Linked DNA regions of Homo sapiens: all the other regions are linked to region 7. Evidence: chromatin contacts called from ENCODE Hi-C or POLR2A ChIA-PET data. All regions are on one chromosome and are shown on one strand. Each heading gives the region's core, a stretch centred on a gene start or an enhancer-like site at or near the end of the contact. The rest is flanking DNA. Distances are from core to core; before and after follow the strand shown.

Region 1 (3,188 bases), core at 414-2,913, 970 kb after region 7:
AATATAATTTCACCACTTTTTTTTAAGCTTCAGGATCAAAAAATATCCCACGATTTTCAATGAAATTAATCTGTGTGCTTAATTTGATGCTCCATTTAAAAAACAATACAGTGTCTCTGATAGTACCTCAGAAATAAATACCGTATGGCCTGGCATGGTGGTGTGTGCCTGTAGTTCCAGTTACTTGGGAGCTCCCGAGGCCAGGAGTTTGAGGCCAGCCTGGGCAGCATAGTGAAATCACATCTCAAGAAATTTTTTAAAGTTGTAAAAAAAAGAAATAAGTACTATAACTAGCAGCTGCCATCCTATATGAGAGGGTTACTCTATGTGTACATCTCCAGATGAAGGGTGACTCAGAGTAACACCACATTTAGTGCGATGCCATACCCAGTTTCACACTCTCAGATGAGGCTTTGTTATTCTTGAAGACTGAGGTCCCGTAGGTAGCCTGGAAAACAGTTCACAAAAGGCTCTCTGAATAGTGAATGCACATGCTTAACAAATCTGTTTTTGCTAGTCTCCATTACCTTCCTTCAGCAGGTGTAAAGCTTTAGTTCTGATATTCCTCTCCATTGTAGATGCCTGGCTCTAAGCCTTCTTTGTTTCTACCCAGATGCCAGCTTCTAGTTAACTATTCTTTTTTTTTTTTTTTTAAGCTACCAACCATCTGGAGGAAATCTGATTGGGGCTAGGGTCATTTTTGTACCTTTTAAAATGCGGTGTAGGTAAAAGGATTTGTCAAACCCATGAATGACCCTTCTCAGATCTCAGAGGCACTTCAGATTGGCAAGGGACTCCTTCATGAAGAAGCTGACTCAAGCAGAGGTAGCAACAGAGGCAAAGAGGAGCATGCTGAAGCTACAAGATGGGTTGAGAAATATAGATCTGCCCAATTATAATTCAAACAAAAACAAGTGAGAAACTGTAGTCGGTTGAGGCACTCTTGGCCGAGCATCTGGGCTTGGCATGCATGCATGCATAATTAGGCTTCAGGCAGCTGCAGGCTTCCACAGTGCAACAGGGCAGGCAGGATATCATAATACACAGTAGGTTGCATATCAATGAAACTCTTTTTAAATTCACATGAAGCCTAAGATAAAAAGACATCAGCAAAAATTAAACAGCATTCAAAACGGCAGTGAATTGTGATACAGGCCACCAGGAAAACGATGAAACCCGACCTGGTTTCCCCCCATTGTTCTGTTTCCTTCACACAAATAGATTAGAGCAACAGTGCTGACTTTGTTTTAAAATACACACACTCATTAGATCAAAGTGATCAATGCACATTTAAGCAACTTTCAAGGCATCACAGGAAGAGTGAAATGGTCTGCTTTATTTTGAAAGACAACAGAGAAAATCACACACATGCATCGGGGCATTGTGATATGCAGATGGTTGGCTTTCAGAAGAATTAAATATTCATGGAAGATAAAAATCTCTCTCATTATATTTTTAATGTATATGAGGCTTTGGGCTCAATGCCCTCTGTGTTCACATAACAGACAGACCCTGTTCTCCAAACACATGGATCTGCACACAAGGACGGCTCAGATCACATCCCGAGATGTCACCCTGGCCCGGGCCGGTCAGGCCCTTCCACCGCAGGGCTGCCCCATGGCAGCCAGTGACACCGCTGAGACAACTTTGCCGTGGCCTTACTTTCATTTCCTTGGTTGTTCAGTTTATGGCAAAAGACCCTCAGCTGTGTTTTGTTTACTAATTCCCCTAAGCCTGCCTTAAATCCAGACTGCCAGGGCCACAGGAAATCTTTCAGACCCCTGACAGGTACGGGTAAGTCTCTGAGGTACCTGGGCGTTTGCATTTGCTTCTATTACTAACCCACGTGCAGCATTATAACCTTCCTGCTTTTTCTTGTTTATTCCATGTCTTTGTTTGACAGAGATTCAAAGGGGTTTCTCAGAGGCTTTTAATCTGATTAACTACACATGGGTGACCACTGTAAGGGTTGGGATGCTACAGGACAGGCAGCACTGTCGGGTAGGGTCAGATTTGTCATCCCTCCTGCCCTCGCTTTCCCCAACACACTCCCAGTTTTCCCCTCCCCCACCCCGTGTGCCAGCTCACTCAGAAAATAGGATTCCAGATATGCTTTTATTGAGGAAGAATAATTAAAAAAAAAGATGTGTTTCTTCTTCATAGGGTGCTGAAATAATGAATTTATTAACCTTAGATCAGTGAAATGAATGAAAACTAAACCTGCTTAAAGGAAAGCATTAAGGTGAGAAAAATAAATATTCCTCTACATTTCAATTTGATTCTGAATTTAGTTCATTTTACTCCAGTTAGAAAATTGGCTCCACCTATGGCATTCACTGGAGTAGTCATCATCTTCTACACCGTGTCATTTTCCGTGCTTCTTTGTACATACATTCTTTCCTATGCTTTAAGACTGTATCGTCTATAGAAGATGAGTAATTATGATGAAGACTGAATCGTCACAGCATTTTGTTGTTGGCGTTCAGGTAATTGTAGCTGCGCGTGAGGTAGTTATTTGACCAGGTCTAATGTGTTGAATTGGTCTCTTGCTTTTTTTTTTTTGGTCACTGCTGTTGCCCTCCAATAAATTCCATCTTATCTTCAACTTAGATTTAAATACATGTGTTTTCTAGGTGTTGTTTCTATGCTCATATTTTAAACACAAGCATAAATGTACTTACATTACTGGATTCCAAAATGTAAATAGGTAGGACACTCAGGAATCAGATCTAACTTCCTTTTATCCCCCTGTCTGTGAACTGTGCTTTCAGTAAAAAGTAATGTTTCCATGTTGGGAATTCCCATTATTTCTTTTAAATATCCTCTAAAGCCCTGGTTTAAATAGGAATCAAAGTTCTTATTCCAGTGAGTGGAACAATGCAGTAATATAGATGTAGGGATCAAAGACATCACTGAACCATCAGCCTCCTGCCTCCAGTGTAGCCAGCCATCCTCAGCCATCCCCAGAAGCTGCATCCTCAGGGGCAGCACCCGGGGCTGAACAGTGAGCTGGCCAGGCTGGAGGGAATCTCCTCAGGGGAAATGTGTGAATAGACCCTGATTTGGAGGCAATATCCTCCCCCGCACCCTTTATTGAGGTATGATTAACACATAAAAATTGTATATATTTTTTACAACATGATATTTTGATATATACTGTGAAATTATTACCACAATCAAGCTAACAT
Region 2 (2,979 bases), core at 192-2,691, 780 kb after region 7:
ATTCAGAAACCTACCGTCTTTCTTTTCTCTCTCTTCCATGACACAGCTGAGTAAGACTCTATGGGTAGGAGGAAAGGTGCCACTCTCTTCCACCATTCCCTAGCACACACGCACACATGCATACACACACACACACACACACACACACACACACACACACACACACTCTGCTCTTCAGAGGTTCCCCAGAACTTACAGCCTATAAGAAAGAACAGGGACCTACCTTCTCCCCCAAAGCAAGTTCTGCACTCTGGACAGAAAAGAGGAACTCAGGACCATTTTTACTAGAATTTAGACATAATTAGGAGGGGTGGGTGGAGGGGTGAAGGGACTGGAATGTTAGGAAGGGCAAGCGTTGAGCCCTGGTATACCAAAATTGGAAAGAGAAAGAACAAATTAGCCCACTGGCAGAGGGAGAATCTCACCATATCAGGAACAAGGGAGATTCCTTCAGGAGAAAGAGAAACCAGGCTTTAGCTTGGGGTCTCTGACTTAGAGTTATCAACGTTAGGAAAGGGCGTTGACCAAGTCTCAGAAAGCCATCTCACTCTTGCTGGAAGGGAAAGAATGGGTGGGCAACCCCTAGAACTTCCAGCTGGGTGGGGGCATAATCCTCTCTGCCTTTGGCCCTCTCTCCACTCTCAGCAGAGCAGAATGTGTCTGGTAGGGAAGAAGAAAAAGGACTGGCCTCATTTTCCTGCCCCTCTACCAACCTGAATTTGTCCCTGATTGGGTGAGTGGTGGGCGAGTGACCCACCCAGCAGATCTAGTGACTGCAAACCCTTGGGGTAGGGTTAATTCCTTCAAAAGAAGGAATTTTGAAAGTGGGTGAGCAGGTCATGAGACAGAATTCATTCAGGAAGTATTTCCTGAGTACCTGTGAGGGGCCTAGGTACTGGGTGCCCAGGTCCTGTGTCCTGGGGATAGGGTGCCCAGGCCCTGCCCTCTCCCACTTATAGACAGAGTGGGGCACCCCCTCCCACCTCTGGATGAGCACATAGATGTCTCCGTAAAGCTGAGCAAAGCTGAACTCTGCAGACCTAGTGCTGGCCAAGAAGGTCTGCCATGAAGACAAGCACTCACTGTGAGACTCTGCCTCGAAAGCTCATAAACCTGGGAGCCTGCTGTGCTCAGCCTCAGAAACCCCCAGGTGCCCGTGTGTCTGCCATCCCCAGCCCCCACCATCCCCTCAGTGATAAGATACTGGGAGGCAGACCATAAAAGGTGGATTTTGTGACAACAGCTTGGTGACCAGACCGTTCCCTCTGCTGAGGGCTGCTGAGGGCTGAAGCAGGGATGACTCATGGAGAGGCCCCAGCAGACAGCCGAGGAAGCCTCTGACCCTGCGGTGCTGTGGGCTGGGCCATCACGGGACACTGGGGAGCCACAGATGTGCTCAGAGGTAGGGATATGCGGTGAGTCACTCCACCCCTGTCAGGCACTGGCAGGGAGCTGAGGAGTCAGAAGCAGAGAGAGCCAGCGCCGAGCTCGCCCGGTGCCTGTGAGCAGCCAGCCTCTAAATGGCTTCCAGCTTGACAGTCCTCACACTGTGGCAATGTAGCTTCTGGAAGCCTATGGGGCCCAGGGACATTCCTCTGACTGACTCCAGTGGATGAGGTGTGCTCAGGGTGTGGTGGGTGAGCAAGTGGCCTTCCCGGGTCAGCTAGAGGGACTCCCTTGTCATCGTCCAGTGGTGGAAATTGATGAATTGGCACCTAACATGAATGCGATATCCTCCTGGGAGGCTGAGAATCTCTAATCTTGTCCCACTCGATGTCAGCAACTCCGCAGGCCTGGAAGCCTCCCTCTGAATGCTTAGCAGGGCTCCCCTGTGTACCTCCTGCTTTCCAGGGCCACTGTGCCTTGGTCAAGGATGTTTAAGGCGTAAATCACAGAAATCTATTCAAGCAAATGTAAGCAAAGTAGACAGATGTAAGAACAGAGGGGTTCTTACAGGAGCAAGGGTGGCAAGTGTGTCCAAGCTTCCTAGGGGCTGGCACTGGTGGGACCTGGGAGGTCTAGGCACCATGGAAGCTTCTCTCTCACACACATCGTGGTTTGTTTTGTCGCTGTTACTCCTCCTCTGCCTCATTCCTCTCTCTGCACACTGGCTCTCTCTGATTCTCCAAACACATGACCTCGCCTGACTGGCAATACTCTCTGTCATCTTCCAGTTCTAATTGCAGATTCTCAAGAGAAAGGATGGAAGTGGCCAGGCCCAGGGGCCACAGGATAGAATGAACTTGCTGAGGGAGTGGAGGCTGGGCAGTGTGGGGCGGGAACAGTTGCTAAGCTGGCTCCTATTTTTGGCTTCTTTTGACTCCCCACACCACTTTCATCTAAGCCCTTTGTCGAAGGAATATTTATGACTAGGAGCAGAAGTTCACGCAAACCAGCTTAGTTACAAAGAAGGTTTATTGAAAGCGTATAAGAATCCGTCTCACTATCCAAGGATAGGAAGGGAATTGGCAGGTCATAGTGGTTGTTGGTGTCTAGAAAATCCCTAAATCTCGCTCAAATATCACATAATCTCTTACCCCTTCTTCTCTTGGTGTCTCTGTCCCGTTCTCCCGCTTCTGCAGACAGACCGTTTCTACCTCTTTGTGACTTCCCTATTCTTGTAATTGAACGTGGCCTGAAATTGCTATGGAGCTCACGAGGGCTCGTTTCTCACCATCATTTAACTGACCTAGCCTTTCAGTTTGCACTCCAAATTCCTGTGCCAAGTGCAGTGGATTTCCATCCAAGGAATAACCAAATGTGGCTGGGCCGGATTTGGGAGAGGCGTATGGAATTATATAGGACTGTCAACACTCCTGTGATTCCAAGGGTTTTAGGAGCTCTGTGCCAGCAATTGTGGGGTGGCAAAGACCATATACATATATACATGTGAACAAGTGGTCTTTTCGGGTCAGCTAGAGGGACTACATATACATATATATGTGCATATATATGTATATATAGTCTACATATACATAT
Region 3 (2,925 bases), core at 109-2,608, 830 kb after region 7:
CCCCCAAACACGGGGCTGGAGCCCACAGCACTCACCCTGATTACTATACCTGCCTGTCTGTGTACTCCCCCTCCAGTCAGGAGTTTGAGCAGCAGCAGTGATGGAACAGATGAGTCACAGATCTGTTACATGTCCTATGAGGGGGATCAGGGAACTCTCCTGTTTCATTACCAGTAAAAAGAAATGTCACATACATATATACTATGTTAAATGTATGTGTATCCTATTAAGAGAAATTAGAAGAAATTCCTTTAAAATTGTGATTGGGTTCATAAAGTTGCCTTTTAGCTTTATGTACTTTCTTTTATGTTTTTTTAAGAGATGGGGTCTTGCCTTGTTGCCCAGGCTGGAGTACAGTGGTGTGATTATAGCTCACTGCAGCCTCAAACTTACCAGCTCAAGAGATCCTCCCTCCTCAGCTTCCCAAGTAGCTGGGAATACAGGTGAGTGCCACCATGCCTGGCTAATTAAAAAAAAATTCTGGAGAAGACACAAACCATCCTTGCTATGTCCTGACCCACAGACTCTATAAGCATATTAAAATAGCTATTTTATACCATGAAGCTTTGAGGTAGTTTGTTACATAGTGAAAATAATGGAAACAGGATTCTTCTTACCTGAATAAAAACCATAACACTAAAACAAAATAGACCATCAAACTCAAGGAATTTGGAAACTAGGGTCAGCCAGGATTCTTTGGTTGCAAGCAACCAAAACCCACTCACTTAAGCAAAAGAGAATTTACTGGCAGGATATGGGGCTGGAAGGATCTAGAGGAATTAAGAACAATTCCACTTAAAAAGGCCCTCTGAGGGCCTGGGCAGAAGGAACTGATGAAGAATTTCTTCAAGTCTCAAGCACTGCTATGAATGTGCTCTGACCGTAGTCAGTTGTGTCACTCTAATTAAGATTTTAATTACAAGGAAAGCAATCAGTCAACCCAGACTGAGCCACACGCCTGCACCTTGTCTAGCAGAAGACAGGCACAGTGATTTGCAGCTTCACCAAGATCAGCACACAATGGGGAAGGGCTAAGTACCCCAAGGGAAATCAGGGTGCTCTTATTTACAAAAGGAGGACTAGATATGCAAGCATCCAAAACTCATGTTGTGTGGAACTAGTAATTCAAACGTTCTCTCACTGCACTATGAGGCTTGTGGTTTCAGGTTCTGAAATCAGCTTTATTCCAGTGTTGATAGTACTCAAAGATGACTGAAGTGGATTAGGTTTCTGGTGGCTGTTCAGTGCAGATTGGAGTTTAAGGCGTTTCCTGCTTCATATTTGCATAACCAATACTGTCTTGGGTACTGAGAGTGCGTAGATGAGTCATTCTCTAGTTGATTCATAGTGAAAGTAGTGGAGCTTGTATATTGCTGAAGCTGACTTTTTATATTGGTGGTAGTAGTAGCACTCACCCAGGCCCCCCTGTCCCACAGCTATGTGACTTTTGGCTGCTAATGACAACCACTTTCCCTTCTCCAGAGAACTGGCATCAACTGGGGAAGCCTCTGTCCTTCCTATAGTTAGTGACTAAGAAGGGCTTATGACAAAGGTTAGCCCTTTGCTTCAAAGGGAGATAACTCTGCTGCATGGTTTGCGCTCTAGAATCCTCTTCCTGTGAATCAGGCCAAGGAGAGGCTTCACCTGAATTTACATCACGTGCTTGCTTGTCTCTGTCCCTTTCTTTGCTCCACTTCCTTTCTTACAGATTTCTACTGAGAGGCGGTCCTTAATAAATCACTTTCATAAGGATCCCCATCTCAGGCTCTGCTTCTAGGTAACACAACTTAGAACATGAATCTATGTCTGTGGTTCTCAAACTTTTGCGTGCATCACAATCATTTGGAAGGCTGGTTAAAAACACAGATCTCAGAATTTCTGATTGAGTAGGTCTGGGGTGTGGCCAAAGAATGTGCAAATTCCCAGGTAATGCTGATGTTGCTGGTATGGGTACCACATTTGGAGAATCATTGTCTTGGTGATTGCTGGGTGGTATGATTTCAAGCACTGAGAAGTCTCTTCTGTACTTCATGCCTACGGCAAAACTATTTTGCCAAGTAGCCCTGCCATGGAACCTAAAATTCATGCTTAACTCTCTTTGGTTAGGAGGTTGAAGACTAAAGTATAAATGCAAATGTTATCCAGAAAAGCACAAACATATTATGTTTTATCCCTTACATTGGCTTTAGCATAGTATGGTTTACTTAGCCAATTACCTAGTAGAGCTCCGAGAAAAAAGGCAATTAAGAACAGGAAGGTTTTGATAGGGTAAAAAAAATCAAGAAAGTCCCATCACGGTATATTTCCAACTCATTTTAGTCACAGAATTCTTTCTTCAAACAAAAACTTTAGAGAAAGTCCAATACAGAGACCTAAGTGCATAGACTCTAAAGAAATCATTAAGGCTGACTGGTCTTCTCACTGGCTGTGTTGGCTGGTTCAAGAGGTGCAGGATCTTTAGCTACTTCTGTTTGATCTGGGCCTGTTCCAGGGCTGGTTCCATATGGCAAGCTTATTTTGAGGAAATACACCAACCATATGATTTCACTGGGAAACTAGAGCCCCCATATTGTATTTCAAGATCTGCAGTACTACTGCTGAGAAAACATGCATTATGAAAGAAAACAGGATTTGGCGCCATTGTTTATATAAGTGATGCTTAGTAAAATCCATGTTAGAGGAATACCAATGTCATGGGCCATGTACAAATTTTTTGATGTTTTCCCTTCTGTGTATTTCATGGTCTTGCTTTTTGTTCCATTAAAAAAAGTCTAGGGCATATGAAAATGCTTAAGTAACCACACATTGCGGCCCGTGATGGCTTGGTTTTGATGAATGATGTGGGATTGCGCAGCTCATTGCAAAGTAATGCTTTTAACTTAAATCAAATCAGTTTTAAGTGAATATGTTTTGCACATTTATGCT
Region 4 (3,042 bases), core at 298-2,797, 940 kb before region 7:
AAAAGCAATTTAGGTGTTGTTGATTTCTCTCATGCCCTTGTTCCCCACGTGCAGTTCATCAACAAATCTTATCAGCTGTGCCTTCAGAACACATCCAGAATTTCAGTGCTTCTCTCCACTGGTATTCCTATTACTAGTCCAAGCTGCCATCTGTTATCTAGACTATTGCAGCAGTATTCCAATTGCTCTCTTCCCACTTGTATCACCTCTACAATCAGGATCCAGGATGATTTTAAAATTTAAAAATAAGAAAAAAACCATGTTACTCTTCCCTTTAAAATCTCCTAATTTTCTATTTCACTAAATTGCAACCTCTGGCCCTGCTCAGGTCTTTGCCCATATCTCCAGCCTCATTTAGCTCATGCTTCCTTTCATTGGTTTTTTTCCTAATCTGCAATATACCACACTTGTTTCTACCCCTGGATCTTTGCACCTGCTCCGCCCACTGACTATATAGCTTCCTTTCTGGCTCTTCTTGTCATCATTCAATTTCAACTCAAATGTCACCTTCTCAGGGAGCCTCCCCTGACTACAATGTCAAAAATAATCCTGGCTTGTGCAGAAACTATTACACCTCTCTGCTTTATGAAGTAAAAGAGTTGTCACTCTATCATTATCTTGCTATTTTTTTCCTCTGTACATTTCTCACAGCTAGAATGCAAATTCATGAAAGCTTATATTTTTTTGCTTTGTTCAACCCTGTGTCCCTACACCAATGTGTATCACAGTGCCTGGTACATATTGTTGCTCAATAGATATTTGTAGGACTGCTATGGTTTGAATGTGTTCCCTCCAAAATTCAAAGGTTGCCAGTGTGATAACAGGTGAGGCCTTTAAGAGATGATTAGGCCATGAGGGCTTCTCCCTTGTTAGTGGGATTAAGGTCCTTATAAAAGAGGCTTCGTGAACTGTTTAGTTAGTTTGCCCCTGTTCCTCCTTCCGTGTGAGGGTGTGGCCAAAAAACCCACATCAGAAGCCAGTGCCCCGATCTTTCCCAGCCTCGAGAATGGTAAGAAAATACATTTTTTTTTTTTTTTTTTTTTCATGAATTACCCAGTCTCAGGTACTTTGTTATAGCAGCACAAAGAGACTAAGACAAGGATTAATAAAATGTTATTTGTCTTGCTCGGCTTTCTAGCCATTTCTATTCGATACACATTTAAAAATAAACATTCATGAGGATAAACACAATGCCTTGGAGCAGATTCCAAACACATAAACTCATCAGAAAAACTGAAATGAGATTATCATCTGCACAGGATTTTTTAATTGCAAAAATCCTGAGGATAAAGAAAGGATAAAACAGTTTAAGAAATTGTCAAATGCTTTTCCATTGAGGCAGTGGTAGCTTAAGAGTAATCTGATATTTAATAATATGACTTATTATTTAACTGATATAACATACCAAATAGTTGTGGTACATTCTTGAAGTCATTGTTTCCGGGAAAGGACAGGGATCAAAACCACAAACGGCTAAATATGGCTTTTAGGAACTGGTCAGACCATTCTTTCTTATCCAATCACTCATTGCCAATGAGGCCACCTCTTACAGTGGATTTTCCTCTTCTAAATATCTGCACTGAGAAAGTAAAAGGCTAAGGGAAGAGTACTCACACAACTTCCTCTCAATATCCCTTCAGAACGAGCCTGTCTGTTATAACCAAAATCCAAGGAGAAGCTGCTAGACTGATACTGAACAAAATATCTATTTTGGTGTGATGTAACCCTTTCCTACAAGTTGGGGAGAGGTCGAAGAGAAAGTGGATAAGAAGGAAAATGAACACACTGTATACTCAAAGGAAAATAGACATTGTACCACAAAGTTCCATCTTTGAATTCTTGGCACCATCTAGTGGATAATGAGTCCTAATTTAGAGACCAGTTATTTTCTTAAATGGTGGTTCTCAAACTTTCTTAGTATGCCTCACAATTGCACAGAACTTGTACAAATACCCCACACCTATACATTCTGATTTTATAGGTTTGGTGTGAGACTTGGGCATCAGAGTTTTTTTTAACAAGCTTCCCAGGTGATTCTGTTTTAATTGATTGTGAAATTCAACTATCTCTTTGGAAGTTAGCTTTTTGTTTGTATGATATTCCCTCTTTCTTTTCCCCTTGTAAAAATATTTATATGTATATTTTACATTGTAAAATCAAAGTGAACTGTGAGCAACACTATTCTGAAGTTTCTCTAAGAATTAAGTGACATATTCAAGTAAAAATAGGTGAGTGTGAACTTGGGGGTGTAGTGGGATAGCCCCAAACACATGTTGCAAATCAGTGCTCAAGTCAACCAATATCCAACTAAATATGACAAACGTCATTTGTAATCTGCCTATTTCAGGTATCATCTTCCAATTGCTCATTATCTGCTATCCACTGATTTTAACAACTTAAACTTTTTAACTTCTCATTTTGAACTCTTACAAGAGCTACTTCATCATTTCATCCAGATCGAACTATAATGCAATTAATCAAAATTAGAAAACTAACACTGACACAATACTACTTCATACACAGGCCTTATTCAAAATTTTCAGCTGTCTTTCTAGGCTGCAGTCCAACCCAGGGGCCATGTTGTATTTTATAAGCATGTTTCCTTAGTCTCTCCAATCAAACAGTTCCTTGGTCTTTTTTTTTTTCCCCCGTCAATAAATTTGAGGAGTACGGGACAGTTTTGTTTGTTTGTTTGTTTGTTTTAAGAATATTCCTCAGTTTGGGTTTTCTGATGCTTCTTTCTGATTAAATTCAGGTTTTGTATCTTTGGTAAGATCGCCACAATGATAATCTTTGTGTTGTTCTCAGTGCATCAGATCAAGAAGCACACGATGTCAATTTCTTATTGATTTAAGTTTTGATCACTTGGGGTTATAGAGGCTCCTTGGGTTGTTCTCTTACAAAATAATCCTATATCAGGTGGTTCTAGAGGAGATGTTTCTGATTGTCTTGTAAGTTTTTCCTGGGAAGACACAGTCCACGGATAAATTTAACTGAGATAACATTGTTTGAAAAGATGATTTATGGAGGTTCAGGGTTTGC
Region 5 (3,112 bases), core at 513-3,012, 890 kb after region 7:
GCAGTGTAGTTCTGGGGCTGGTGGCTGCAGAGGCAGCTCCTTGTTTCGGCACTTGGTAATTGCAACCGAGGCCTGTGTTGCAACCAAATCTTTTAATGTGGCACTTCTCTGGAGGAGCTAAGGAAGTTGTTTCTGAAATTTCTGTTTAGAGCCTGTTCTTTCAAATCACCCAATGGCTTTGTGAGCTCGGTTACTTTCTATAATAATTCCCTTTCTCTTTATATTATCAATAATAGATTCTGTTGTCTGCAGTAAAAAACACTGACTGATAAAGTGAATCTCTTTGGGTAGTCTGGATGGCAGAATCGTTTCAGTCATGTTAAAGGGTCACAAGTAGGCTTCCCTGCTCTCTCTCTTCCATTTTTACTGCTGGCCCTACCCCAGGGATGTGGGCTATATACCATTTTTTTTCTGGCTGTTATCTTTTTTTAATTTTCTGCGATCTAACTCTTTTTTTTTTTTTTGAGGCGGAGTGTCGCTCTTTCGCCTAGGCCAGAGTGCAGTGGTGCTATCTCGGCTGACTGCAAGCTCCGCTACCCAAGTTCACGCCATTCTCCTGCCTCAGCCTCCCTAGTTGCTGGAACTACAGGCGCCCGCCACCGAGCCCGGCTAATGTTTTGTATTTTTAGTAGAGACGGGGTTTCACAGTGTTAGCCAGGATGGTCTTGATCTCCTGACCTGGTGATCCGTCCGCCTCGGCCCCCCAAAGTGCTGGGATTACAGGCGTGAGCCACCGTGCCCGGCCTCTGTGAAGGATATGAATGTTTACATATCTGTAAGCCACAAAACTCATATTCATTTTCAATTTCTTGTTACTCTCCATGATAGAAAGCAGAATGGGGCTGCTCACAAAACCCAGTGGATGACAGAGGTTTAGGCCTCCTTCATGAAGTTCCATAGGAGTTGTTCCCTGTCCACAGTGAATTGTAGCAGGAAGTAGAGTTGCTCACTGCTAGTCTCCTCTTTCACACACTTCTTAGGGGAGTCTCACACAGTTGTTATACCATCTTCAATCCCTAGGAATGTTCCCCTTCAAAATTACTCCTTCTAATGAGTGAGGTTCTCTAGCAATTACAAGTCTGCTTTCAAATTCTAGTGGCTCAATTGTGTATAAAGAGGAATGGAAATATGCCTGTTATTCTGGTGTCATTATTCATGCTCTTGCTCTATTCATCTTCCTTATAGCCACAGTCATTTTAATCCATCTCTGATACTCACTCACTAGCTTAACCAACCCTCAGACCCAGGTGTGGTCTACCCCTCACACACCACTTGCAGCTGGGGAACTATCTTTCAAACTTGTTTCTCCAAGTTGCTTAGTTCAGGTAACTTTTCCTGTACTCTGTCTTTGCCAAAACATCAGCTTTTAAGGCCTGCTCGTTCTTTTAAGAAGCAACACTAAAAAACAAGTGTTTAGATTAGAAGAAGGTGTACAGGACAGACTTCAGACAGGTGGAAATTTAGAAAATAGATTAAGCCTCTTGGGTGGCATTTTAAAGAATTTGTACTTCTAGAATTCATACTGCATCCAGATCCGGAAGAAGTCAAAATAGCAGGGACGGGGAGGTGATATGACAATGTCAAAAAAGTTACAGGCTGAAATGAAATATGAAAGAGGAAGTTTTACACCTTTTAAGGGGGCACAATCGGTATAGCCATTTAGTTTCTGTGGCTGTGCTATACCACATAGACTGTTAATTGTCATGAATCTGCTTTTCCTCTGAGGGTCTATTTATATCCTGTTGGAGAGCCAGTGGCACTGAGTCATGGCAATGTGCAGAGCTAGAATTAAGCAAGCTGGTGATTACTTATGCCTGTACAAGCAAGGGGCCAGTCCTTTGGGCAAAATTTCAGGAGCATTCCCTTCCATCTGCTGATAAAAAAGCCTTTTCTATGTTGGGCTATTGCAGTTAAAGCAACTCCTTTGGAGAAGACAAAGTGGTATAGTAAAAAAGGACTGAACATAGATCAGTTCTGGTTATGAATCTTGATTTATTCCTTAATACTGCATTGACCTTGGTCAAGTCAATTACTATCTGGGAACCTTAAATTTACCACCACTGAGTTAGAAATATTTATTTATTTTTCTTTTCTTTTTTTTTTTATTTTGGAGACAGGGTTTCACTCTTTTACCCAGGCTGGAGTACAGTGGTGCAATCCTAGCCCACTGCAATCTCAAACTCCTGGGCTCAAGTGATCCACTCCCCTCAGCCTCCCAAGTAGCTAGAACTACAGGCGCAAGCCACCATGCCTGTTTAATTTTTGAATTTTTTGTAGAAACAAGATCTCTCTATGTGATCAAGCTGGTCTCAAACTCCTGGCCTCAAGTGATCCTCCTGCCTCGGCCTCCCAAAGTGTTGGGATTACAGATGTGAGCTGCCATGCCTAGCTGGAAATATGGAGTTACAGATGTGAGCTTCCATGCCCAGCTGGAAATATTTATATTTTTATATCTTGTGCCCTTCTGGGATCAATGAGAGGATGAAATGGGATAGCATATTTGTTGACACTATAGAAACAATAACATGCTTTAGGCAGCTCAATGGTCAAACCAGGCAAGCTCTGTTAAGAAGAAATATATTCTGCTTACAGTAGCAAACTATCTAATTATCAGCCACAATCTCTAAGTTCATTAGGAATCTTTTAGTTGTGAGGGACACAAATGGTCTCCAGTGTCGTTAAGCAAATAGGTGAAATTTCACAAAGTTCTTGGGGGCTTCAGAATTGATAGGAGATTGAAGAACTAGAATTGGGAAAGTGGACAGAAGCCAGGAGAGTCAACAATCAGGGAGTAGTGCCGTCATGTTTTAGCAGAAGCAGCCTGACCAGAATGTCACTACCACCAGTACTATAGGACAGGACTTCTGCTACTGAAGGGACAACCTCTCCATCTGCAGCCTCCTCCTCAATTAATGAGGATATTCCTTCCTATCACATCTCCTGCTGTAGGTGAATCCAAGCAGTTCTCGTGCTTTGGCATTACAATGCTAGGATTCAAAGCCCTAGACAAGAGCATCTTCTAGGCCAGCTCTGGGTCATATATGCATAAGGTGACTACCCCTGTTTCTGGGGAGGGAGGATCTGGTGCCTTCAGCTTCCCCCAAAGGATTCA
Region 6 (2,986 bases), core at 45-2,544, 880 kb after region 7:
CATTTATTAAAATCTTGCTATGGTGAATTGTTTGACAAACTGTTGGTTTCTGCTCTGGTGTTTTCTATAAAGAACAAAAGTGACTCAGTGCTCCACATTCTTTGATTATCTTAACATAAGCCTAGTGCGACATGGTCGAGTTCAACACCATGACTGTATTAGACACGGGCAGGCAAATTCACTGGCCATAAAATAGTAGTGGGGGTTTCTCTGTAGGTAAAAACAGTGGTAATTGTATCCATCACAGAGGGCAGAAAGTGATTGTACACAGGGGTCAGGAGAGCAATCTGCCAGCCCAAACCTCATGGCAGCACTGGACGGTGCGTTCATTTTAAGCCTGCTTCCCCTCCTTTGAAGCCGGAAGTTATTGGCTACTGCCGGAGGCCTGTTATGACCATGTGAGGATCAAAAGCCCGACTAGGGGTGGGAAATCCTTTGTTCCTGGCTCTCTCATAATAGTTTTTTCCTTTTCTTTGACTGAGAGAAGCAAGTCAAATAGGATTATCCTAATGGAACAGAAGTGTTTTATATAAAAAGTTCAAAAAAGAAATCCAAACAAATGCCAATGTCTTTCATTTACTGAATACTGTTTTATTACAGAGCCAAAATGGAAAATATGTTGGTGGCCAGAGGGCCATTTTCTGAGGCTCTAAAGAAACTATCCTTTCTCAAATTATGACTGATTAACAAGCAAATGTAATGGTCTTTTTAACCACAGTAAATAAGTAAAACAAATGTTTTTTCCCAAACTCAAAGTCTTTAAAAATACAGACTTCCAAGACTGGCCTCTTCTCAAATTACTTTACTACAACTCCAACTTGTTTCAATTGTTGAAAAACTGAAAACCATATGCCCTAAAATGAAAATATACACTTAAGTGATACCTTCAGGGTATAATAAAGTACAATATAGGTGCAAAAAGCACAATGCAGTGGTTAAAAATATACAAGCACAACGGCAAAGTAATAAAATAACATGATTATAGTTATTTTCTGGGCACCATTGTTTTAGAGAGGAACCATCTCCCACTTAAATAACACTAACTTCCTGATCATAAGGCATTTGCTGACATGGATTCTGAGCACGAGATCATTTCCCAACAACTCTCTTTTGTCTGCTTGGTTATGAAGAATGCTTTGGTGGGGACAGGAAGTTCCAATGAATGTGTGAGGTTCATTTTTGGAAAAACGAGCAGTTATTCTTAGAAATCTGACATCTGACACATGAGGGCAAGCTTGGAAGCTGGGCAGAACAAATGTCGCCATCCTGGCATTTTATCTTGCTATGTACAACCTATCTTGGCTGTGTCAAAACAAAGGACAGACCCAGGAGTGTTGTGGGTATAGGTAGGCTTTCTTCAGCAAGGGGCTCGGCAACGTGCTTTGGTGAAAATCCTGGAGGTGTGGGTAGGCTTTCTTCAGCAAGGGGCTCGGCAATGTGCTTTGGTGAAAATCCTGGAGAGAGTTTGGCTATCTCTTGAGCTGCCTCCAGAGAGCAGGTTTATAAAGAAGGTACTATTTATTTATTTATGTGAGATGGAGTCTGGCTGTGTCGCCCAGGCTGGAGTGCAGTGGTATGATCTCAGCTCACTGCAACCTCTGCCCCTTGGGTTCAAGTGATTCTCTTGCCTCAGCCTCCCGAGTAGCTGGGATCACAGGCACACACCACCATGCCCGGCTGGCTAATTTTTTTGTATTTTAGTAGAGATGGGGTTTTGCCGTGTTGACCAGGCTGGTCTCAACCTCCTGATCTCAGGTGATCTACCTCCCAAAGTGCTGGGATTACAGGTGTGAGCCACCATGCCTGGCCTAATTTACTCTTGCCATTAAAATTTATTGGCTGGGTGTGGTGGTGGCTCATGCCTGTAATCCCAGCACTTCGGGAGGCTGAGGTGGGCAGATCACGAGGTCAGGAGATCGAAACCATCCTGGCTAACACGGTGAAACCGCGTCTCTGCTAAAAATACAAAAAATTAGCTGGGTGCGGTGGCAGGCACCTGTAGTCCCCACTACTCGGGAGGCTGAGGCAGGAGAATGGCTTGAACCGGGGAGGTGGAGCTTGCAGTGAGCCAAGATAGCGCCACTGCACTCCAGCCTGGGCGACAGAGAGAGATTCTGTCTCAAAAAAAAAAAAAAGAAAATTTATCTGGGTAGCTGGCTGCCAGTTTCTGTTTTTTCAGCAATTTAGGTAGAAAGTGAGGAATGGGTGGATTGCTAGATGGATATATGGAGTAAGATAAATCCTACCATTTTTTTTCCCAACCTCCATGCCATTTTAGTATTGGTAACACCAGGGTAAAATGATGAGCTACAACAGCCTGGAAATGGGAAAGGTATGCAGGCATTTGGGCATGGACAGTGGTGCCCTGCTTTGGCCTTGATGCTGTGGTTTATGGATTAATTTTGTAATTAACGTATAATACATAATGTATAGGCTATTTAGTATATTGTGAAAACGAGTGGTAGGGAGAGAACACGAAAGTGTGCCAGGTCATGAGGGAGATTTTTGTGTGTGTTTGAAGTGGCCTCCCTTGAGGCAGGTGGTGAAGCAAGACCAGAACAAATGGGAGGGTGGAGAGGCAGGGTGAGCTAAGGTTTCCCTGTAGAGAAGGCAGCTCAGTCTAGAAGAGAAATCTTAAGGCAGAGGATGAACTCAAGGGCCTATAGGACCCAATGCTAATGGGGGTAAGTGCCAGAGGCCTGGAGGTAAACTGGATGTGAATTGCAGAATACATGAAGGCCAAAGTGAGCAGCCCTGCTACTTGCAGCTCTGGACTCATGCTACAACACCAGAAAGCAGGCTAATGCTGCCAAAGAGAAGCTGGGAATACCGATTTTTTTATATGAATCTGCAGGTTTAAAAAAAATGGCAATTGGTTAGATTTTTTCTTAAACATTGCAAAAGCTGATTCAAGCTGTAGTGTTAAGTTTTGCTTTTGATTGCCAGTAAGACCTCTGTTTTGGTGTCTTAGTCCCAAAATGCTCAC
Region 7 (3,082 bases), core at 73-2,572:
GATAGCATCTGAAAAAAAGAAAGACAGATTTTAGGAACAAAGGATTTTTTTCCTCGTGCTTTGTTTTCCCAGTCTTGAATTAATCACAGCTGTCTTTCCCCAGCAAAGGTTATTTTTATCTAGCATGCTTTAAATTAAAAAACAACAAAAACAAAGGGAGCAATCTGATGTTCTTCAAGCTCCCAGAGCCCTTGCACAGAAAAAGAAGCATTTGCTCTGTGCAGCTAAGAATCCAGCTTTTAATTCTATCTTTTCTTGTGTTTACATAAACTTTCGTTTGCATTTCAGAAGCCTTATGGAAAGATTCCTGTGGCTGACCCAGGAGTAGTGGTGAATTTCTCCATCAAGTGAGTATTGATGAGCTGCAAAGTTCAGTGAACAGGAAAATTCTGCTCCTTTTATTGCCAATGTGACAGGTTACTTTATTACCATGCCTTTCACAGCAATTTAACAGTTACCCTGGTAACGGATTCAGTGAGGTAATGGGATCACAGGCATTGGAGCGGAGGCAGGCTGGCCGCTCGGCGCAGCCATCTGCTGGCTGCTGTTCCGGAGGCTGTCTGCCTGGAGGAGCCCTGACAGTCACGGGGCCTGCATGGCAATGAGCAGGTGAAACCGCAGGCCTGCCCTATTTAGCTGTACTCTGGTGATTTGTCTTTCTAATTCTATTGAAATAATCATCAGGATTTGTTTCTGATTAATTAACTAACCTTTTGGTAAAAAGATTAGATAACGAAATTGCTGCCTATTCAGAGATAATGAGATTTTTATTACTCTGTCAAAGGAAAAAAAGTACATTTATGTGTCACCAGCCGCTGTGTCAAGAGGAAAAAAAAAAAGAGAGATTTCAGTCTTTGTCGAATGTGTATATTCCTCAACAGACGAAGGGTGTGCTTAATTCTGTAGGAACTCCCCAGCCTCGTTTGACGCCTTTAGGAAGAGTTTTTAAAACAGCAAACAAAGTAATAAACACATTTAGGCCAATAGGCTTTTGGGGAGGGTGCTAATTTGTTTTAAAATGTCTCCTAATGGGAGAGAAACGCTTGGGAGTCTGGGGAACTTGCCTGTACTGTGTGGGTGTATTTATGTAAGTGTGAGAGTGTGAAGAAAGCAGTAAAATCTCCGTGCGAGGCTTTAAAATGACATATGTAGACAGGCTGCTTTTCCTCCGCACTACAGATATGTCTTCGACTTGCAGTACATTTGTCTTCTGGCAGGAGCTGCACTCGGGCAATGGGAAGGGGAAATCATCCGAGCTTAGCAGGCTGGGAGGTCACCTGTGACTGTCACAGGTAGGCTGCCTTAGGAAATGAATTATTCTGACTGGCGGTGAGTAAAAAGGGAAGCAGCCCTTCTCCTGTTTCACTCCAAGACACGCAGCCAGTCAATTTAACCTTTTCTCTTAAGAAGTCACAGCTCAATCCTTTGTTAAGGGGGACTTTCATTTTCTCACTCCTCTGTGCCTTCTTCAATGCTGTGATGCCAAGAAAAAAAAAAAAATACCAACCCCGGGAAAAGCGCTTCCCTTGGATAAAGAGATGCCAAATGCGCCAAATAGGCTGTGTGAGCCAGGCAGCATTGGAGGGAACAAAGCGCAGTATATTTCCAAATAAAACTTCAAAGAGCTACAATATTGTTTTAATTACTAAAACCTGAGGAGGAAACACAGTGCATGTCTCTTCCTTCAATGCAATGAAACGGAGGAGTGGGAGAAAGGGCCAAGTGGCAGGCTGGGACCCAGCTGAGCATTTTGTGAAAGTGTATTTGTGTCACTGTCTTTTCAGAGTCAATGAGACACTTATGTTTCTTGTGATATCCTGTGGCCTTGGCTGCCTCCGTTTGTGTGTGTATGAAAATGAAAAGATTTCAAGTTCTAAAAATGGAAGTTTCTATTCTGAATTTCGTATGGTTCACAGACAAGTTGCAACAGACCAAAGGAAAAAAAAAAAAGAAAGAATGTGCAGGGGATCAAATGTGAACATTCCAGAGCCCACTTTCCTGTCCTGCCTGGCGTTCCCACTCTCCTTCCCCTCTTTATTCCAGTTCCTCCTGCACCTCCAATTGCCAGCTAACAGGCTCCATTCCTGATAACAGATGCTTGACAAAGAAAGAGAAATAAGACATTAAAAAAGAGTAGACTGCTGCTGGGGGTGGGGATTTGATAGCACATTGCCAATGGCTTTTTACAGGAACTTGCTCTCCCTGGCTCACTACCAAGACAGGGAAAGAACAGGGCGGGGGAGGGAGCCTTTGTCCTCAAACTCCCAGTGAAATATAGGGTTAATATTAGCAATTATTATTAAAATTAGCCAAATGTTATTAAATGATCTTTGTATAGAAGAATAAGTATAGTTTTCCCTTTGGCAGACAATGACATCTGCAGCTCTACATTTTCATGAAATGACTATACTTAACAAAAACATTACTTCATTTTCATGGTATTTCTTTTGTGCCTAGGAGCAACCCTGTAATTGTTCACTTCAATTACAACATTACTATTTTAAACCGAAACCCATTTTATCTGCATGCCAGCTTTTTATTTGTTTTACCAACTATATCTATTTCCATTACTGCAAGGCTGATGGTTTGTCTCAAGAGGAAATCAAATCCATTAATTCAGAAATTTCAAGCCCGACTAGCTCTGCCATAAGCAGCATTTCTTATGCTAATAGCAAATGTGCTGAGACTGAAAGGAACTGACATGGCCCTGTTTTTTATCATAACTTAAGCATTTATGTAAGAAGGCAAATCTAATAGTAGTAGGAAACTGTAAGTGTTATTATATATAATTCACTTTCCTGAGATCTGGACAGGGCTCTGGTTTGTGTAGCCATGGTTTAAATCAGGCTGCCACAAGACTTTAACTCACCTGACTTTCCCTATTCAGCCAACATATTGCTTCACAACAGATACATCTAGCATGAAACTAGATTTGTGTGTTTGTGTGGATTTGTTTGTTTTATTCTCTACTGTTTTTTCCCCCTGCAAGACGGACTTTTGTCAATGCAGGGGGAAAAAAAATCATTTTGTATTCAGGGGATGTCTGAAACTTACGCGTGTAACAGCACTAGCCTGAGACAAA

The links. A loop is a pair of places that touch in the nucleus more often than their neighbours do. ChIA-PET counts read pairs that join two places held with the same protein, here RNA polymerase II (POLR2A). Pooled maps may share reads with other maps.
Region 1: a loop to region 7 is called in a map with no recorded cell type, with 2.3 times the contacts of the local background. The contact joins the promoter of LINC01170 here to the enhancer-like site in region 7. A Hi-C loop is called at or near these places in 24 of 37 single-sample maps with no recorded cell type and 5 of 50 pooled maps.
Region 2: a map with no recorded cell type shows a loop between it and region 7 (5-fold over the local background). The contact joins two enhancer-like sites. A Hi-C loop is called at or near these places in 1 of 168 maps with a recorded cell type or tissue (dorsolateral prefrontal cortex), 25 of 37 single-sample maps with no recorded cell type and 4 of 50 pooled maps. POLR2A ChIA-PET finds 5 or more read pairs at or near these places in 1 of 52 experiments (H1).
Region 3: a map with no recorded cell type shows a loop between it and region 7 (16-fold over the local background). The contact joins two enhancer-like sites. A Hi-C loop is called at or near these places in 3 of 168 maps with a recorded cell type or tissue (Calu3, MCF 10A and endothelial cell of umbilical vein), 26 of 37 single-sample maps with no recorded cell type and 7 of 50 pooled maps.
Region 4: a map with no recorded cell type shows a loop between it and region 7 (3-fold over the local background). The contact joins two enhancer-like sites. A Hi-C loop is called at or near these places in 2 of 37 single-sample maps with no recorded cell type and 3 of 50 pooled maps.
Region 5: a loop to region 7 is called in a map with no recorded cell type, with 7 times the contacts of the local background. The contact joins two enhancer-like sites. A Hi-C loop is called at or near these places in 16 of 37 single-sample maps with no recorded cell type and 5 of 50 pooled maps. POLR2A ChIA-PET finds 5 or more read pairs at or near these places in 1 of 52 experiments (activated CD4-positive, alpha-beta T cell).
Region 6: a loop to region 7 is called in a map of endothelial cell of umbilical vein, with 19 times the contacts of the local background. The contact joins two enhancer-like sites. A Hi-C loop is called at or near these places in 1 of 168 maps with a recorded cell type or tissue (endothelial cell of umbilical vein), 13 of 37 single-sample maps with no recorded cell type and 7 of 50 pooled maps. POLR2A ChIA-PET finds 5 or more read pairs at or near these places in 1 of 52 experiments (activated CD4-positive, alpha-beta T cell).

The regions. Positions count from the first base shown.
Region 1 is chr5:124,436,995-124,440,182 of GRCh38, reverse strand. It overlaps LINC01170 (long intergenic non-protein coding RNA 1170), which reads left to right and starts at 1,663. Exons shown (of 6, transcript NR_125774.1): 1 at 1,663-1,788; 2 at 2,307-2,486.
Region 2 is chr5:124,627,638-124,630,616 of GRCh38, reverse strand. No RefSeq gene overlaps it. Among named protein-coding and RNA genes, the nearest start is that of ZNF608, 120 kb to the left of the region's middle. Within about 2 kb of position 1,441, at least 5 of the 41 ENCODE cell types and tissues checked have a DNase peak (open chromatin) inside an H3K27ac peak, as active enhancers do; they include dorsolateral prefrontal cortex, where a contact is called at or near this core.
Region 3 is chr5:124,582,349-124,585,273 of GRCh38, reverse strand. No RefSeq gene overlaps it. Among named protein-coding and RNA genes, the nearest start is that of LINC01170, 150 kb to the right of the region's middle. Within about 2 kb of position 1,358, at least 3 of the 41 ENCODE cell types and tissues checked have a DNase peak (open chromatin) inside an H3K27ac peak, as active enhancers do.
Region 4 is chr5:126,352,901-126,355,942 of GRCh38, reverse strand. All of the region lies in intron 1 of LOC124901056 (a long non-coding RNA gene), which reads left to right. Among named protein-coding and RNA genes, the nearest start is that of GRAMD2B, 69 kb to the left of the region's middle. Within about 2 kb of position 1,547, at least 9 of the 41 ENCODE cell types and tissues checked have a DNase peak (open chromatin) inside an H3K27ac peak, as active enhancers do.
Region 5 is chr5:124,518,241-124,521,352 of GRCh38, reverse strand. No RefSeq gene overlaps it. Among named protein-coding and RNA genes, the nearest start is that of LINC01170, 81 kb to the right of the region's middle. Within about 2 kb of position 1,762, at least 4 of the 41 ENCODE cell types and tissues checked have a DNase peak (open chromatin) inside an H3K27ac peak, as active enhancers do.
Region 6 is chr5:124,534,724-124,537,709 of GRCh38, reverse strand. No RefSeq gene overlaps it. Among named protein-coding and RNA genes, the nearest start is that of LINC01170, 98 kb to the right of the region's middle. Within about 2 kb of position 1,294, at least 3 of the 41 ENCODE cell types and tissues checked have a DNase peak (open chromatin) inside an H3K27ac peak, as active enhancers do; they include endothelial cell of umbilical vein, where a contact is called at or near this core.
Region 7 is chr5:125,410,376-125,413,457 of GRCh38, reverse strand. No RefSeq gene overlaps it. Among named protein-coding and RNA genes, the nearest start is that of LINC02240, 81 kb to the left of the region's middle. RefSeq lists an enhancer at 1,293-1,792. Within about 2 kb of position 1,322, at least 17 of the 41 ENCODE cell types and tissues checked have a DNase peak (open chromatin) inside an H3K27ac peak, as active enhancers do; they include dorsolateral prefrontal cortex and endothelial cell of umbilical vein, where a contact is called at or near this core.